2 separate regions of the Homo sapiens genome follow, and region 2 is linked to region 1. Evidence: chromatin loops called from intact Hi-C (ENCODE). Cell type or tissue: ascending aorta. All regions are shown on one strand. Region 1 has its middle 150 kb from the start of LINC00710. Region 2 has its middle 140 kb from the start of CELF2-DT.

Region 1 (4,000 bases):
GACCAGTCTGGGAAACATGGTGAAACTCTGTCTCTACTAAAAATAGAAAAAATTAGCCAGGTATGGTGGTAGGCACCTGTAATCCCAGCTATCTGGGAGGCTGAGGCAGAAGAATTGCTTGAACCCGGGAGGTGGAGGTTGCAGTGAGCAGAGATCATGCCACTGCACTCCAGCCTGGGCAACAAGAGTGAAACTGCATCTCAAAAAAAAAATGTACATTAATATTACGGTGCTTTATTTAGCCATTAAAATGGCGGTTATGAAAGTTAGGCAGAAACATGAAAACACGTTTGATATGTTAGCTGGAAACAGCAGATTATAAAATAGCACATACTACCTGATGTGCAAAAAGCATCCGTGGAAAGTTCTAGAATATGACATGCAGTACTTTTTAAAAAGAAAATAATTAAGATGGGTATTGGCAATTTTTAAATTTGCTCTTTTCTATAATCTTGTTCTTAAAAATAACAAAATCAGACAAACATGAAGACAGAGTCATGAATAGGAAATAAAAACTTAGCAAATTAATACAACACAAATGTCAGGAAAAAGAAGTTCCAGTAACGTCCGCACATTTCTCCTCATTTGTATTTCCTGTTTGGGTTCTGGTCTAGCTCCTATGAAGCCATGTTTTGGGGAAGGTATTTGGAAGACATGACACTGTGCAGAACCACTTTTAACAAAAATCCCTCAATTGAACATTTTCATATTTCAAAAATTGCCAAAAACGCATTTGCTAGGAAATACCATTTACAGTCAGTGAAGCCCAAGAATTAACTCTGCCAAGGTAGTCAGCTTAGACAGGATGCATGAACTCTGCCCTTTCTAGCTCCTTGTGTTCTAATTTTTCTGGGCCTCTGAGAGATGAGGAGGTCAGAGTGCACTTTTTTAGGAGCATTCAGAGAAAGACTTTATGTCATACATTCTGCCCATTCAGTTTCACCATAAGCTGAGGCCTGGGGGTGGGGGTGGGGGTAGGGGAGAGGTCAGAGGAGGAAACCAAGTTTCCCTTGACCCTTCAAGGGCCCTAATAAGGCTTTCTGGAAAAGTTCGCTTTTCCTTTCTTTACTCTTTTTTTAAATTTTTTGAGATGGATTCTTACTCTGTTGCACAGGCTGGAGTGCACTGGTGTGATCTCTGCTCACTGCAACCTCCACCTCCTAAGTTTAAGCGATTTTTCTGACTCAGCCTCCCAAGTAGCAGGGACTACAGGCACCCACCACCACACCTGGCTAATTTCTGTATTTTTAGTAGAGACAGGGGTGGTTTTGCCATGTTGGCCAGGCTGGTCTCGAACTCCTGACCTCAAAGGGATCCATCCACCTTGGCGTCCCAAAGTGCGGGATTATAGATGTGAGCCTCCGCACCTGGCCAAATTTCGCTCTTCTATCTGAAGTCCCAGAAAGTTGACCACATTCCACCTCACACCTTTAATGCCCCCCTGAAGCCCAAAAATTCAATATGAGGATTCCTTCCAGCGAGTCAGCTGGTGTCATTTAAATAAGACTGTCCTCCCTCATTGCCAAGGCTTCCCGACCTCCCCCCTGGGGTGAAATTGGAGGACCTCACGTTCACAGGCCACTCCTTACACCTCTGCCTCCGAACAGTCTTCCCACTAGCAGATCTGCGCATCCCTGAACCCCACAAGGTGCATTTCAAGCAACCCCAACCACTTCTGCACAGGTGTGGGGCGGGAGCAGGGCCTTGGCTATGAACTCAAACCAGGATGCAAGAGAAAGCAAAGCAGGCCTACCTTAAAACTTTCCAGTTTTTCAGAGGATCCAAGTCAGAGACCAAGGAAACCATTGTCTAGGAGCCGGCTGAGGGCGAGTCCGGAGAGGAGGAGGCGGGGATGGGGTGCTGGGGAACAGACGGAGGATTCTGGACCCAGGCCGGGCCCTGGCGCCCCGCGGCTCCCTCCTTCCCGGGCTGACACGCACTTTTCCTGACTTCTCTCCACCCCGCAAATCAATCCTGCGCTCTCCTCCGTCCCACACCCGGCTCCCAGCTCCACACCACCTTTTAAAGCCCCGGTAATCTGCTCCAACTGATCAAATTTGACCTTTTTGTAGCCCACTTTATTCCAAGCACAGCTCTCACTTAAATCTCTCTTTATTAACACCGTCCTCCTTGGCTTTCTTTGGGAACAAACACAGATCAAGCCTGAAGCCTCTGGACTTTACCAGCAATCATTCGCAGATTACTGCAAGCTGCAGCCTTCCCCTCCTTGGGGGTATTTCTCCTGCCTCGGAGATTTTGCTTTTCTTATTCCTGGCAGGAGACTGGTTAGGTTTCTTTCCTCCTTTTTTCGTGGCTTAGGCTCTGGGACTCTGACACTGGGCTTAGAGCTACCCTCAGAGGCTGTAACTACTTTACTGCTGGGATTTGTTTTTTAAAAATAATTTGGAACAGGACTGCAAACAAGCTAGACTTTACTGTGTGTTTTCTGGCAGGGATTTTTTGCTACACTGCTCCCCCACCCTTTGCTGGCTTTCTTGTGTTTTTAAATAACATGAAGGAGGAAATGCAGAATCTCTTTAAACATAAAGAGAAAAGGGTATAGGCTACCCCCTACTCGCCCCCCACCTTGTGTATCTTGTCATTTACTGAAAACCAAACATCCTTCCAATACTCGTTTGAAATTGTGCATGAGAGATGTTTTAAGATATCCAGGCAGTATTGTTTTCCTGTACTGTTTGTTCATAGTTTGTCTCCTTATCCCTTCGCCCCGTATGGGTTCTTCGGGACTGTACTGATTTCTTATTTTCATAAGCACTGCCTCTTAAGCAGAGGCTTCTATGCTTGGAGGGTCCTGGTTTGAACTAAGACCTCCGCAGCTGAAGCTCTTCCTCCTGCCCTCAGGATCCTGGAAGTAGCCGACCTTGAAATCATCTGGTCCAGTGGCTTCCGGACCATGGCTGGCCAGCCCGTCAAGATTTCTGCTGCAGCTGCCTGCAACATGAGCTTTACTTGATAGTCTTTCTTTATATTAAATTCCTCTTTTTCTTACGCTTATTTTTAAAAGGGATTTTTAAAGTCATTCCCATAAATGGAAAATCAGCTTCACTGGTCTTTGGTAGAAGGCAAATGCAGGGAATAACTAAAATAAAACAATTATTATTATGCCCAGACACTGAGACCAGCTAAAGGCTCTGATTTAGGTCTTTTTTTTTTTTCTCTTTGTTGCAAAGAGAGTTTACGCAATGTTAAGAGTGTTAAGAACATACCTGCACCAGCCAGAGACTTCCCTGAGAAGGAAGAGGGAAGACTGAAAGAAAACATATTGTGATTCAGTGCTTTGTCATGTCCTTGTTACTTGAAAGCATCAGCCCGGAGGAAGGGTCCCAACTTCTTCCCTTCAAGCAGAGCCTTCTAAGAAAGAGAATCTCTGTTCTTTCCTGGGGGGAAGATGCTCCCACAGGTTTTGGAAGCAGGCTACTTTTACTGTCAGGAAGTTTTTGCCACTCCAAACGCCTATCCCAGCATTGTAAATCCCTTTCTTACCAGCCTGTTCTCCATGGACCCGTGGATCTTAACATATGCAGCTAACCCTCTGTTTAGATTTGTTTTCTCTTTAGCAGTCATGGATACTTTCCCTAATGGCTGTGAATGACTTTCTTCAGAAGTGCAACTGTCTCTAGACTAAAATTAAAAGAGAATTTCATACCTCGTACAAAAATCATTGCCTTTCTGGGACTTCAAGCTTCTTCCTGGGCTGTGTTATCCCACTGTGAATCTCAGACCACAGCGTAATCATGTGCAAACATTTACATAACACTTTTAATCTCCAAGTACTTCACCAAATGTGGGTGATAATAATAGCTTTTATACGGAGTGTACCTCCAAAGGGTTCCGGGTGCTTTGATAATTAATGAAATGTTTTTCCCTTTAGAAAGTTAGCAAGAGAGTAGCAAAAGATTATAATGAAATAGTGTCCGCAACTATAATGACATCATCCTCATCCTTAGCCCACGGCACCAGGGAGATTCAGGTCTGGGGA
Region 2 (4,000 bases), 190 kb after region 1:
TGTAGTTTTAGAAGAGACAGAGTTTTACCATGTTGGTCAGGCTGGTCTCAAACTCCTGACCTCAGGTGATCCACCTGCCACCTCCCACCTCCTGGGTTCAAGTGATTCTCCTGCCTCTGCCTCCCAAAGTGCTGGGATTACAGGCCTGAGCCACCATGCCCAGCCTGATACTTAGAAGTTTTGTTTGGAGACATCCCCCCAAAACAGAGTCATGTATTGCTTTAATGCCTGGATTCTCATTTTTAGTGATCTTGGGCAAACGCTGAATCTAATTGAAAATGATTCACTCACTAGTTTTGAAGGATTTTACATTTTCTATTTCTCTCCTGAAGTCTTGCATTTGAAGAAGAATATTTACCTAATGACCTTGTTCTAAAATTCACAGAGAAAAAGTAACTAATCCCCTCCCATCCCTTTCTTACAGTATTTTTCTTTTGATACCATTGTGTTTTGGGGGAAATCAGGATGAATGAAAAACACCTGCTGCTTTTTTAGAATGGGTTTCTATACACACTTGGCTTTGAGATCTATCAAAGAATAAACCTGTAATTTCAACTACTGGTAGTTTGAACCTACAAGTTACAAATGGGAGTCACAATTCCTATGGCAGGCGTTTTGTTAGGCTGTCAGGTAGCTCATTTTGCTGCTGTTTCCTATTTTTTTTTAACATTTTCTTTACATAAATAAAATGTAACACTGTGAAAAATGAAATTCCTGAACAAAAACCACATGATGAGGTGCACCAAAGAGCAGTTACATTATTCATTTCAAGTGGTTGGCTGATGTGGAATCTTCGTTGAATATTTCAGTGTTAGGAGTATTACTGAGGTTATAAACTGAGTAAGGAAACAAAATTGCTCTTGGTCAAGGATCAGCTATTAGCATTAAATAGCTTTTGAATATTTATGGAGAGCACATAACACCACGATGATGTTTAAAGGTCTCAGCAATATTTTTCTTTGTTTTTTTCTTTAATTAAAATAGCCATAGAATTGTTAAGTTCTAGAAAGAACTTCAGAATGAGGTGAGGGTAACCTTACCCCAGGGTACACAGGGTACACAGTTAGTTCTTAACATATCTAGTCTAAGTCCTAATCTGCCATCTTTGAGTCGTTACATCTTTCTAGAAAACCATACTTTTCAAGATAAATGAGAAAGGAGACTTTCCCAGACCCTTTAAGAAATTGCTTTTTTTTGTAGTTGGCCCATCCAATTTTATACAATTATTATTTTAATATTCTAATTTTACTCTAGTGACTCCAGAGAACTTTAAGGTACAACTCATAAAGGGACCAATATAATATGTTTCGCAAAAATCTCAGTTGGTTAGAACATGTTACAAAGAACCAAGTTTGCTGATTTGAATCCCATACAATGCTAGTTAATTTTCTAGTTTTGTGACCATAACAGCTACTGGTAACTTGTGAAAATATGTGCTAAGGGCCTTGAGAGTGGCAGTGGTGCCTGCCTCTCCTCAGTTTATCACTAGTAAGCCATATTCAATTTAAAGCTAGTCCTCGACTAACCATGAGTCAGCCCCACCACTTTAATTTAATTAATTAAATTTAAGTTAATTCTCAAGGAATTTATGTAATTGTCTTTAGTTTCAGGACTGCGATTAAGATTTAGGTCTCTTATTCTCTGTCCAGTGAATTTTCCATTACAGCCTAAATCCTTCTAAGGTCTCCTGGAAGACTGAAATTGGCCAAGTCTCCTCAATCACGTTTTTTTGAGTAAAACACAGATATCTTCATGCTGCACATATTCCATTAAATGTGTTTCTAACTTGCAGTTAGGACTTACAGGAGGCAGTCACTGAATCCTTCTACCCCTTTGTTTACCTCTGAAAACCAAGGCCATATTTACTTGGATTAATGGAGACCGAAGGGTTGGGACAGAAAGGAATGGGGAGGAACACAGAACAAAACAAAACACCAGTGCTTTCCAACGTTCTGAGTCACATTCAGGGTTGTAAAATGACTTATCGCCCTGAAAATGTTGGCAGAACATTCAGCATAGATCATACATTACAGGCACATGATGCAAATGCTTCTTGGCTCGTGATTACAGACCAGCAATTTCCTAGGCCCTATCGCAGTTCCAAATAACTCATTGTATTTGCTTTCTGAACTAAGTTTTTTGGACTGATTAAACGAAGCCTCCCAAAAGCATGCCTGGCACTGGGCATATATGACTTTGCTGTTTCTCACAGGATGGATGTGACCCTCTGTTGTTGCCCAGGGTTTCACAGAATATTTGCGCAAACACACATGATCTTCATTTCCTGGACTCTTCTCAGCTTAAGCATGCATATACAATGGGATCAAATTGGCCAGGGCGAGGCCCAGTCAATGCTCTAAGCTGATTTCACGTTTGACTATGTGGTAAACCACAGGTTCAACCACGCACTCTGATTTGCCCAATAAGTCAACCAAAAGAGTAATCGTATTTGTATTCAGCTATAACGACAGAGGTTTTCTTGACAGTATGGAAAATCTACAGCCTTATTGGATAGTAGGAGTTATGTTTTTATTACTTCACATTTTTAAGTTTCAGGGTACTCGTGCAGGATGTACAGGTTTGTTACATATGTAAACGTGTACCAAGGTGCTTTGCTGCACATATCAACCCATCACCTAGGTATTAAGCCCAGCATCCATTAGGTCCTTTCCCTAATGCTCTCCCTCCCCGAACCCCACCCCCCGACAAGCCTCAGTGTGTGTTGTTCCCCTCCCTGTGTCCATGTGTTCTCATTGTTCAGCTCCCACTTATATGTGAGAATATGTGGTGTTTGGTTTTCTTTTCCTGCATCAGTTTGCTGAGGATAACGCCTTCCAGCTTCATCCATGTCCTTGCAAAGGACATGATCTCATTCTTTTTAATGGCTGCATAGTATTCCATGGTGTATATGTACCACATTTTCTTTATCCAGTCTATCGTTGATGGGCATTTGGGTTGATTCCATGTCTTTGCTATTGTGAATAGTGCTGCGATGAACATAAATGTGCATCTATCTTTATAATAGAATGATTCACGTTCCTTTGGGTATGTACCCAGTAATGGGATTGTTGGGTCAGAGTTATGCATTTTTATTTGTAACTATTTTTAAGAAGATAGAAATAAAATGGTGAGATGGAATATACATATTCAAAGAACAGACATCAAAAGTATTTCAATTTTCATATAAGGATTAAGTTATTCACATAAATAATTAACTTGGACAAAATGTTTGTATTAATAATGAAGAAGTAAGACATGCTTATTTGACTGCTTTTTCCCATTATCTGATTGAGACTCTGGGCTGCTCACTGATTAGATGCTGGCTAGAACAGGTAGGTAATTCTAGCAAAATCTATGGGAATAGCTTCTTGTAGGAAAAACAGCTAAGTAAATTCAATACATTTTATTTTCCTAAGTACTCATGTTGAGCAACATGTTTATTTCAACAAACTCATGTTGGTCTCTTGGCTTACTCACCATAGCCTATACAATGATTCTGAGAATTATTACTTCGACTACTACCATGAGGAAACTTAGAGATTCATTTTACTCTTTCTCCAGGAGATAAAACCATAGAACCTGATGATTTCAACTTGTTTTATCCTTTTGGTCAATCCTTTGTGGATATCAAACTTCTTTTTGACTAGAACCTTTGATTCATTAATTCCCAGTGAACCACAGCAACAATGCGAAATCTATCGTATCTTAAGCTAATTTGTGTTCTAAGAATGAGTTATTGTTTGTAAATCTTTTTTTGTTTGTGTCTGAGACAGTTTCACTCTGTAGCCCAGGTTGGAGCACAGTAGTGAAATCATGGCTCACTGCAACCTCCACCTCCCAGGTTCAAGCGATTCTTGTGCCTCAGCCTCCCTAGTAGTGGGGACTACAGGCACCCACCACTATACCTGGCAATTTTTTGTATTATTAGTAGAGAATGGGTTTTGTTGTTGTTGGCTAGGCTGGTCTCGAACTGCTGACCTCAAGTGATCCTCCAACCTTG

Evidence for each region. Peaks named below come from ENCODE experiments on the same cell type or tissue, not always from the same donor. Only the 100,000 strongest peaks of a DNase experiment are listed, where the experiment ranks them.
Region 2: a loop joins it to region 1, with 3 times the contacts of the local background. A loop is called at or near these places in 1 of 110 quality-filtered maps.

What each region holds. Positions count from the first base shown.
Region 1 is chr10:10,796,571-10,800,570 of GRCh38, reverse strand. It overlaps a transcript of CELF2 not described here. Among named protein-coding and RNA genes, the nearest start is that of LINC00710, 150 kb to the left of the region's middle. RefSeq lists enhancers at 1,308-2,001, 2,002-2,696. In ascending aorta, a CTCF peak has its summit at 2,366; DNase peaks (open chromatin) are centred at 1,633, 1,882, 2,889 and 3,996; H3K4me3 peaks cover 4,000 bases; H3K27ac peaks cover 4,000 bases.
Region 2 is chr10:10,603,974-10,607,973 of GRCh38, reverse strand. It overlaps a transcript of CELF2 not described here. Among named protein-coding and RNA genes, the nearest start is that of CELF2-DT, 140 kb to the right of the region's middle. In ascending aorta, no CTCF peak of the experiment used is centred here; a DNase peak (open chromatin) is centred at 2,093; H3K27ac peaks cover 2,331 bases.